2 separate regions of the Homo sapiens genome follow, and region 2 is linked to region 1. Evidence: read pairs that join two places in POLR2A ChIA-PET (ENCODE). Cell type or tissue: K562. All regions are shown on one strand.

Region 1 (5,000 bases):
GAGGATCTCTTGAGCCCAGGAGTTCGAGAACAAGTTGGGCATCATTGCAAGACCCCATCTCTGGAAAAAAAAATTGCTAGGTGCTGTGGCATGCACCTGTGGTCCCAACTACTTGGGAAGCTGAGGTGGCAGGATCACTTGAGCCCAGAGGTCAAGGACGCAGGGAGTTGTGATTGTACCACTGCACTCCAGCCTGGGTGACAGAGCAAGACCCTGTCTCTCTCTCCCTTTTTATTTTTTTTTGAGACAGAATCTCACTGCGTCGCCCAGGCTGGAGTGCAGTGGCATAATCTCGGCTCACTGCAACTTCCACCTCCCGGGTTCAAGCAATTCCTGTGCCTCAGCCTCCCGAGTAGCTGAGATTGCAGGCGCCCACCATCAGGCCTGGCTAATTTTTGTATTTTTAGTAGAGACGAGGTTTCACCATGTTGGCCAGGCTCGTCTCAAACCCCTGACCTCAAATGAGCCACCCATCTCGGCTTCCCAAAATGCAGGGATTACAGGCATGAGCCACCATGCTTGGCCAAGACCCTGTCTCTTTAAAAAAAAAAAGAAAGAAAAACAAAAAAAAAAAAAAGGAAAAAAGTACAACTATGGCAGGGCTGCAAAGGAGGCAGGAGGAGGTGGCAGAGCAGAAGGCTGAGGGATAAGAGGAGTTCACTATGCAGAGAGGGACTTGAGAGACTTCTAGGCAGCGAACACTGTGTATGAGCCCAAGAGGGAACTACAGGGCCCTGGACCATCCGGGCCCCGGTCCTCCACGGGCCTCGAGAGAAGGGGAGTTCCTGTCCCCTGACCCCAGCATCTTGCTCTGTCTCGGCCACCCCAAACCAAAGACTGCACTGGTCCCCAAGGTCAAGTCTCCCCCTGCCTCTGGTCAAGTAAGGAGTGCCACCAACTTTGAACCAGTCCCTTTCCACCTCCAGCTGCTCCAGACCCCGGATCTGGAAGGGGGCTGGCCATGCTGGGGTCTCTGGGTGGAGCTGTCTGGCCAGGACTTCCGTCTGAGATGGGATTTCTGGACAGAACAATGGAGCGCAGAAGCTCCAGCAACGTGTGCTCTGCAGGGAGCCCAGGTCAGGTTTGGAGAGGAGTTGCCCCGGATCCTGCAGAGCTTCCCCACCTGACTGCCACCCCTCCCAGCACCTACCCGCACCACTGCTCTCCGCCAGCCCCCACTTCTAGTACCTTGGCGCAAGGCAGGCTTCCTTTGAGAAACCCATTGACCCTTTCCTGCCACCTCTGAAGCTCTGCTCAAAGCATCTTTGTTTGAGGCTGGTCCGGTAAAGCCACAGCCCCGCCCCGGCCCTGTTCATTACTCCTTGGCTGAGCCTCGCGCTCTCCTGGCACTTTAAGCCCCCAGGCCCTCCCTCAACCCCAGTCAGCAGAAGGCGCCAGGCTGTGAGGGTGAGAGCAAGCCAGGGGCTGTGGGGGCTGCAGGGGCAGCCAGTGGGTGAGGATGAGGGTGAGGACGAGGAGGGGTGAAGGATGGGGGAGGGGGTGAGGATGAGGGAAGTGGTGAAGATGAGGGAGGGGAGTGAGGAGGAAGGGGGTGAGGATAGAGGAGGGGGTGAGGATGAGGGAGGGGGTGACGATGGGGGGGTGAAGGATGGAGGAGGGGTGATGAGAGAGGAGTGAGGATGAGGGAGGGGGTGAAGGATGAGGGAGGGGGTGAGGATGAGACAGGGGTGAGGATGAGGGAGGGGGTGAGGATGAGGGAGGGGAGTGAGGAGGAGGGGGCTGAGGATGGAGGAGGGGGTGAGGATAGAGGAGGGGTGAGGATGAGGGAGGGGTGAGGATGAGAGAGGGGTGAGGATGAGAGGTGAGGATGAGGGAGGGGGTGAGGATGAGGGAGGGGAGTGAGGAGGAGCAGGGGTGACGATGGAGGACGGGGTGAGGATAGAGGAGGAGGTGAGGATGAGGGAGGGGGTGAGGATGAGAGAGGGATGAGGATGAGGGAAGGGGTGAGGATAAGGGAGGGGAGTGAGGAGGAGGGGGGTGAGGATGGAGGAGGGAGTGAGGATGAGGGAGGGGGTGAGGATGAGGGAGGGGGTGAGGATGGGGGAGGGGGATGAGGGAGGGAGTGAGGATGACCGAGGGGGGTTAGGCTCCAGGGCTTCTGTCGAGACCAAGGATGCCCAAATATCTGGGTGGTGGGTGCTGCATACCTGGGCCCTGGGCAGAACGAAGGGTATACAGCCTGGGCCACCAGGATAAGTCCAGAACCCACCAGGAGCTGAGGACAGACAGAAGGACCACGGAGGGGGTGACGGGCTGGTGTGAGGATTGGTGCCCCTGGGCCAGGACTCTCCTCTCTTCTCCCTGCTGGCTCCAGACCAGAGTCCAAGCCCTAGGCAGTGCCACCCTTACCCAGCCCAGCCTTGAAGACAGAATGAGAGGGGTTTCCTGTCTCCAGGTCCTGCTCCTTCTGGTGCTGGGTGAGTGGGGACAGGGACTGGGGGTGAGGGCCGCAGACACCTTGGCTCCCAGTTCTCCCATCTCACTGCTCCCTGGGCCGGGCTCCCTGGAGCACTCTTGGGCTTTCTAATCTTGATTCCAAGGGCTCAATCCTCTCTGCCACTGACCTTGACCTCACCACACCTCGATGTGCTTGTCGGTGTCATGCTCATACGCCCTTGCCCCCTGCACCTTCACAGTGCTCTGGGGAGGGTTAAATAAGATAACAGACGGCACGAAAGCCTGGCGCAATGTCAGGGCAACATTGTTTCACCCTCCTTCCTCATCTCTGGCCTCCCCTCCAACTCCGTTATTTGACACCAAATCTATAATCTGGTCCCTTCCCTGCTTCCTCCTCCAGGAGCTGCTGGGACTCAGGGAAGGAAGTCTGCAGGTGAGGAAGCCTCGGAGTCCACCCGAGTCAGCCCCTCCTGGACCTCGGCCCCGTGTCTCCCCACCAACACCTGCCTCCCAGGCCCCAGGTCCTCAGCCAACCCTCACCGCCCCTGGTCCTTTTCTAGCCTGCGGGCAGCCCCGCATGTCCAGTCGGATCGTTGGGGGCCGGGATGGCCGGGACGGAGAGTGGCCGTGGCAGGCGAGCATCCAGCATCGTGGGGCACACGTGTGCGGGGGGTCGCTCATCGCCCCCCAGTGGGTGCTGACAGCGGCGCACTGCTTCCCCAGGTCAGCGCTCACCGAGGGCCCAGGCGGGGTGTGCAAGGAAGGCAAGGCCCGCAGAGGACCGGGCGTGGCCTGGCAGAGGCGTTGGGGTCGAGGCGGGCTGGAGGGGGTCGAGGACCCGGTGCTGGAAGTAGTCCCCCGCTCCTGTCCTGCAGGAGGGCACTGCCAGCTGAGTACCGCGTGCGCCTGGGGGCGCTGCGTCTGGGCTCCACCTCGCCCCGCACGCTCTCGGTGCCCGTGCGACGGGTGCTGCTGCCCCCGGACTACTCCGAGGACGGGGCCCGCGGCGACCTGGCACTGCTGCAGCTGCGTCGCCCGGTGCCCCTGAGCGCTCGCGTCCAACCCGTCTGCCTGCCCGTGCCCGGCGCCCGCCCGCCGCCCGGCACACCATGCCGGGTCACCGGCTGGGGCAGCCTCCGCCCAGGAGGTAAGGCAGGAGGGCGGGGCTCCGAGGCATCCGGGAGCCCCCACGTCCTCCTCCATCTGACTGGAAATCCCAGCCCCTCACTGCCCCAATCCAGGACCCAGCGCGGCTTCTAGGGAACAAAACCTCCTCTCACTCAGAGCTCAGCTTCTCCCACTGGCCCCCGCTCCACGCCTTCCTCTCAGAGGTCCCTCCTCTTCCCCCAGTGCCCCTCCCAGAGTGGCGACCGCTACAAGGAGTAAGGGTGCCGCTGCTGGACTCGCGCACCTGCGACGGCCTCTACCACGTGGGCGCGGACGTGCCCCAGGCTGAGCGCATTGTGCTGCCTGGGAGTCTGTGTGCCGGCTACCCCCAGGGCCACAAGGACGCCTGCCAGGTGTGCACCCAGCCTCCCCAGCCTCCGGAGTCCCCTCCCTGTGCCCAGCACCCTCCCTCCCTGAACTCCAGGACCCAGGACATCCCAACTCAGGCTCAGGATCCTGGCCTCCAACCTAGAGGCACCACGCCAGGGGTCTGGAACCCTGAGAACTGAAGTCCTGGGAGGGCTGGGACTTAGGCTCCTCTTTCTCCTGCAGGGTGATTCTGGGGGACCTCTGACCTGCCTGCAGTCTGGGAGCTGGGTCCTGGTGGGCGTGGTGAGCTGGGGCAAGGGTTGTGCCCTGCCCAACCGTCCAGGGGTCTACACCAGTGTGGCCACATATAGCCCCTGGATTCAGGCTCGCGTCAGCTTCTAATGCTAGCCGGTGAGGCTGACCTGGAGCCAGCTGCTGGGGTCCCTCAGCCTCCTGGTTCATCCAGGCACCTGCCTATACCCCACATCCCTTCTGCCTCGAGGCCAAGATGCCTAAAAAAGCTAAAGGCCACCCCACCCCCCACCCACCACCTCCTGCCTCCTCTCCTCTTTGGGGATCACCAGCTCTGACTCCACCAACCCTCATCCAGGAATCTGCCATGAGTCCCAGGGAGTCACACTCCCCACTCCCTTCCTGGCTTGTATTTACTTTTCTTGGCCCTGGCCAGGGCTGGGCGCAAGGCACGCAGTGATGGGCAAACCAATTGCTGCCCATCTGGCCTGTGTGCCCATCTTTTTCTGGAGAAAGTCAGATTCACAGCATGACAGAGATTTGACACCAGGGAGATCCTCCATAGCTGGCTTTGAGGACACGGGGACCACAGCCATGAGCGGCCTCTAAGAGCTGAGAGACAGCCGGCAGGGAATCGGAACCCTCAGACCCACAGCCGCAAGGCACTGGATTCTGGCAGCACCCTGAAGGAGCTGGGAAGTAAGTTCTTCCCCAGCCTCCAGATAAGAGCCCCGCCGGCCAATCCCTTCATTTCAACCTAAAGAGACCCTAAGCAGAGAACCTAGCTGAGCCACTCCTGACCTACAAAGTTGTGACTTAATAAATGTGTGCTTTAAGCTGCTCCATTTGTGCTG
Region 2 (5,000 bases), 140 kb before region 1:
GGGGACCCGGACCCCTGCGGTAGAGCAAACTATCCACGCCTCGGAGCAGCGTGTCCACTTGGCTCCCAGGGCCGTCCTGCCCAGCCTGCAGCGTCTCCACGGCCTTCTCCTGCTGCCGCCGGGCTTCCAGGCCCTCCATATCGGGCTGGTGGCAGTGCCCACGCATCACAGTCACCCGCTGTCCCTGGGTGATGGCCCGGCTCCGGCAGCCGTGCAGCGCGTGGTCCCGGCAGGTCCAATACACCTTGTCCCCGACAGCCTTCTCCCGCTTGTAGAGGAACGACTCGTGTACCAGGAAGCTGCCCCCGTAGCACGTCCTCAGGAACTCGAGGGGCCGGGCCTGTCCTAGAGGAGAGACCCAAGTGGTCACATCACCAGGGGTGGAGAGGAGCCCAGGAGGGACAGCCCCTGCAGACTGTGGGGGCTGACACGAGCCTTTCTCCTTTAAGGCTGAAATTTACCCTGGCTTCCTGAGCCAGATATGTCAGAGGCCCCAAACCCATTCCCACTGAACCCCTACCACCAAGCGACCCGGAGGAGAGTCTCATTCCTCTCCTAGCGGTCAGTGAGGCCACCCCAGCTCACCCCTACCACCGAGTGACCCAGAGGAGAGTCTCATTCCTCTCCTAGCTGTCAGTGAGGTCACCCCAGCTCAGGCCTGCTCAATGTTGCATCAAGGTTACACCGGGAGGGGCCAACCTGGACTCAGACTCAGTGGTCTCTGTTTTCTGTCACTCCTGCTCATATTTTTTTTAGGTTTTGTTTAACAAATCTACCCATTTTTGAATAAAACACACAAGGTATAATACATTCAAATGGTTCGAAAAGATCACAGTGAAAAATAAGTCTCCCTGTTCCCTGCACCTCCCTTCCCACCCCAGGTGCCCAGGGCAGGGGCCACCTCAGATCCTTAAGGCTGTGTCAGGAGCCACGTGGCCTCCTCGAACCCAAGCCCATGTCCCAGTTACTGGTAATAAAACAGCCAGAACTCCCATCTGCCACTTGCCAAGCCCCAAATGTGCAATTTACACAACAATCCAGGTTATCACAGCCACCTTAGGATAAAGCTCCTGAAACTCCAGAAATTAAGCCAATTTTCTGAGGCTACAGAGCTACCATCAGGGAGGGCTGAAAGTTGAACCTAGGACCCAAAACCCAAGACTCTCCCACCAGCCATCTTTTTTTTTTTTTTTTTTTTTTTTTTGAGACAGGGTCCTGCCACGTCGCCCAGGCTGGAGTACAATGGCTCGATCTTGGCTCACTGCAACCTCCGCCTCCAAGCAATTCTGCCTTAGCCTCCCGAGTAACTGGGATTGCAGGCGCCTCCACGCCCAGCTAATTTTTTTTTTTTTTTTTTGAGACAGAGTCTTGCTCTTTTGCCCAGGCTGGAGTGCGGTGGCACGATCTTGGCCCACGGCAAGCTCCGCCTCCCGGGTTCACGCCATTCTCCTGCCTCAGCCTCCCGAGTAGCTGGGACTACAGGCGCCCGCTACCACGCCTGGCTAATCTTTTTTTGTATTTTTTTAGTAGAGACAGGGTTTCACTGTGTTAGCCAGGATGGTCTCAATCTCCTGACCTCGTGATCCGCCCACCTCGACCTCCCAAAGTGCTGGGATTACAGGCGTGAGCCAAAGCGCCCAGCCTCGCCAGGCTAGTTTTTTGTATCTTTAGTAGAGACAGGGTTTCACTATGTTGGCCAGGCTGGTCTTGAACTCCTGACCTCATGATCCGCCCACCTCAGCCTCCGAAAGTGCTGAGATTACAGGCATGAATCACTGCAGCAGGCCTAGGTGTCTTTCCTGAACTTAATGGACACTAGAATTGCATGGGAACCAGATAAAATTCTGATTTTTTTTTTTGAGACAGGGTCCAGGTCTCTTGTCCAGGCTGGAGGGCAGTGGCGTGATCCCGGCTCACTGCAGCCTCAATCTCCCTAGCTTAAGTGATCCTCCCACCTCAGTCTCCCAAGTGGCTGAGACCACAGGCACACACCACAACAGCTGGCTGATTTTTTGTAGATATGGGGTCTCACTATATTGGCCAGGCTGGTCTTGAACTCCTCGGCTCAAGTGATCCTCCTGCCCCAGCCTCCCAAAGTGCTAGGATTATAGGCATGAACACTGTGCCCAGCCCACATTTATGTATTTTTTTTTTTTTTTTTTTTTTTTTACTGAGATGGAGTCTCGCTCCAGTCACCAGGCTGGAATACAGTGGAGCGATCTGGGCTTACTGCAACCTCTGCCTCCTGGGTTCAAGCGATTCTCCTGCCTCAGTCTCCTGAGTAGCTGGGATTACAGGTGCGCACCAGCATGCCCGGCTAAGTGTTGTATTTTTAGTAGAGACAGGGTTTCACCAAGTTGATCAGGCTGATCTCGAACTCCTGACCTCATGATCCGTCCGCCTTGGCCTCCCAAAGTGCTGGGATTATAGGCGTGAGCCACTGTGCCCGGCCACATTTATATTTTTAAAAGTCATTTTAGCTTTGAGTACATTTTAAAAGACCCTGTGGGACCCCACATTTCTATTTGGGCTGAGGAAGGGCCCTCGGGTCCCCTGCCCCGAGTGGACGCAGCAGGGGAGTGGATTGTACTCACCCAGCCCCAGGATCGAGCGCTTCTTGGGCGGCAGGCTCAGCAGTGACAGGGCTCGGGGTGCCTCCTCCTCCTCCAGGGCCGGCTTGCTCAGCACCAGCCCAGGAGTGGGCTCGGGCTCCTCAGGGCACTGCCACGGGCCCACCCCCTCCAGGGGCTCCTCCACTCGGCCTCCAGGGCCCTCAGGACCCTGGGGCTCTCCCAAGCCCTCTGGCAGGGCCAGGCTGGGCAGTTTCTCCCTCTGGCGCCGGGCCTCCAGGCCTTGCTCATCGGGCGCGTGGCAGTGGCCCCGCATCACTGTGGCCCGCAGGCCTCGGGTGATGGCCCGGCCCCGGCAGCCCAGCTCAGCATGTTGGCGGCACTTCCAGTACACCTTGTCCCCCACTGCCTTCTCCTGCTTGTACAGGAAGGACTCCAGCACCAGGAGGCGGCCCCCGAATGGTGTCCTCAGGAACTCCAGGGACTGAGGGGCTGCTGGGGGAACGGGAAGGCTAGGTTAGCTAAGCTAGAGCAAAGCTCAGGGTCGCAGGCACAGAGAGCCAGGGAGGGCGTGGGGATCCTGAGTATGGCAGGTGCCTTCTCCTCCTGCTCCCAAGCAAGAAGCCCAGACTCTCAGGGCTGGTTTTTATTTTGGGGGTGGTAGTGGATGTTTTTAGGGAGCTGAAGGAATTCTGCACGTCACTGCAACTCCCAGGAGCTCCTGGTACCTGACTGTGATCATCCCACCAGCCTCGGACACGCTCAGGATCAGAGACCAAGAGGCTGAGCTTGGAGCAAGGACAAGACACTATGCTTGAAGCAGGGTGTACAGGGCCTGCTGGGAGCGCTGGAACCCACGGGGTGGCTGGGCAGGGGCGGGAAGCCACACCTCACCTGCATCCAGCTTGCTGCACTTCTGTTCAGGCATCTCTAGGGCTGGCTGGACCACCCCTCCCTGCTCCTCAACTGGCAGGATCTGCAAGGTGCTGGCGAGGGTGGCGGGGCCAGCCATCTCCAGGGACAGGACGCAGTGCACTTCCTGGGGCTTGGATCCCACCCCATCCTCATCTTGGTCGGAGGCTGTGAGCAGCACCAGTTTGGAGAACTCCCTGGGCTTCCTGGGGGCTGCCGGGATGACGTCCGTGCCTGGCTTGGGGGATGGCTCCTGGCCGGCCTTCACACTCTCGCCCTCCTGCTCGCTGGGCTCGGGCAGGGGCATCCCGGGACCCAGGGCCTGTCCCTCAGGCCACGCTCAGCACCCAGCAAGGAACCTGGAGTGCAGTGGTTCCGTCCTAAGGAAGGAAGCAAAATCCCGTCAGTGGTGGAAGCCCTTGGGGGACTCTAGACGTGGATCTGGGAGGGAGGTGGGGCAGATGGGGCTGCCTCACTGCTCGCTGGGGCCAAGACTGGCCGGGGGCCTGATGGAACTAGGCTTCTGCTCTGCCAGTTCCTCTCCTGGCAGCCTTAGGTACGTCAGCCCCATCCAACCCCACTTTCCCCATCTGGAAAATGTGCACAATAAACACCCTCCACAAGGGGCCATCAGAGTGACTAATGGACTAAGAGCTCAGCCACATGCTGAGCACGGACGAAGGGTTTCCACCCGCGTTTCCAGTCCCCCCTCCAGTCCCTACATTATGACGGCAGAACGTTCTTATTGACCCAGTTATAGACGAGGATAGTGAGGCACAGACACCTGTGATACACTTGAGGCTGAAGAGGCGGGAAGCTGAGACCCGTTTCTGCTCAGATGCCCAGGGACTTGTCAGGACCTTTTTGGAAACCATGTGCTTCACCAGGACGCCAGGCACCTGTCTCAGGCATGTGGGCCTGGTACGCAGAGCCCTTTCCAGAGGACGGCACCACATCACGGCCTGGGAGGCAGAAAGCCCTTTCTGGGCTCAGGCAGACCCAGTCCCTATCCTAGCCTGGAGGCCCCAGGCCACCCCCACTTCAGGAGATACCAGGGCCCCACAGTGGCAGCCACCTTGTGCCGGAGCTGTTGCTGTGGCTGCCTCGGCTGGTCGGGGACGGGGCTGTGGTGGTGTCTGGAGAATTCTGAGGTCACCACGGGTTCCAGCCTGGAGAGGCAGAAAGGTCAGATAATGGGGAACCAGCACAGGGCTGGGGTGGGGGCCTGGGGGCAGTCAGTGGCAGTCATGGTGTGGGGTGGGGCTTTTTGTGTGGGGAAAAGAGAGAGAGATCATATTGTTACTGTGTCTATGTAGGAAAGGAAGACATAAGAAACTCCATTTTGATCTGTACGAAGAAAAATTGCTCTGCTTTGTGATGCTGTTAATCTGTAACTTTAACCCCAACCCTGTGCTCACAGAAACATGTGCTGTACTGAATCAAGGTTTAATGGATTTAAGGCTGTGCAGGATGTGCCTTGTTAACAATATGTTTGCAGACAGTATGCCTGGTAAAAGT

The links. ChIA-PET counts read pairs that join two places held together with the same protein. Peaks named below come from ENCODE experiments on the same cell type or tissue, not always from the same donor. Only the 100,000 strongest peaks of a DNase experiment are listed, where the experiment ranks them.
Region 2: POLR2A ChIA-PET joins it to region 1 with 5 read pairs; 5 of 35 experiments call an interaction of 5 or more read pairs at or near these places.

What each region holds. Positions count from the first base shown.
Region 1 is chr16:2,783,940-2,788,939 of GRCh38, reverse strand. It overlaps PRSS33 (serine protease 33), which reads left to right and starts at 1,380. Exons shown (of 7, transcript NM_152891.3): 1 at 1,380-1,407; 2 at 2,336-2,438; 3 at 2,819-2,851; 4 at 2,979-3,141; 5 at 3,294-3,565; 6 at 3,769-3,938; 7 at 4,138-4,987. The coding sequence starts at 2,393. The coding sequence ends at 4,296. In K562, a CTCF peak has its summit at 3,117 (motif pointing left); a DNase peak (open chromatin) is centred at 3,115; H3K27me3 peaks cover 739 bases.
Region 2 is chr16:2,928,475-2,933,474 of GRCh38, reverse strand. It overlaps FLYWCH1 (FLYWCH-type zinc finger 1), which reads right to left. Exons shown (of 10, transcript NM_001308068.2): 3 at 3,465-3,862; 4 at 2,595-3,065; 5 at 1-345. The coding sequence starts at 3,789. Among named protein-coding and RNA genes, the nearest start is that of FLYWCH1, 19 kb to the right of the region's middle. RefSeq lists an enhancer at 4,816-5,000. In K562, no CTCF peak of the experiment used is centred here; no DNase peak of the experiment used is centred here.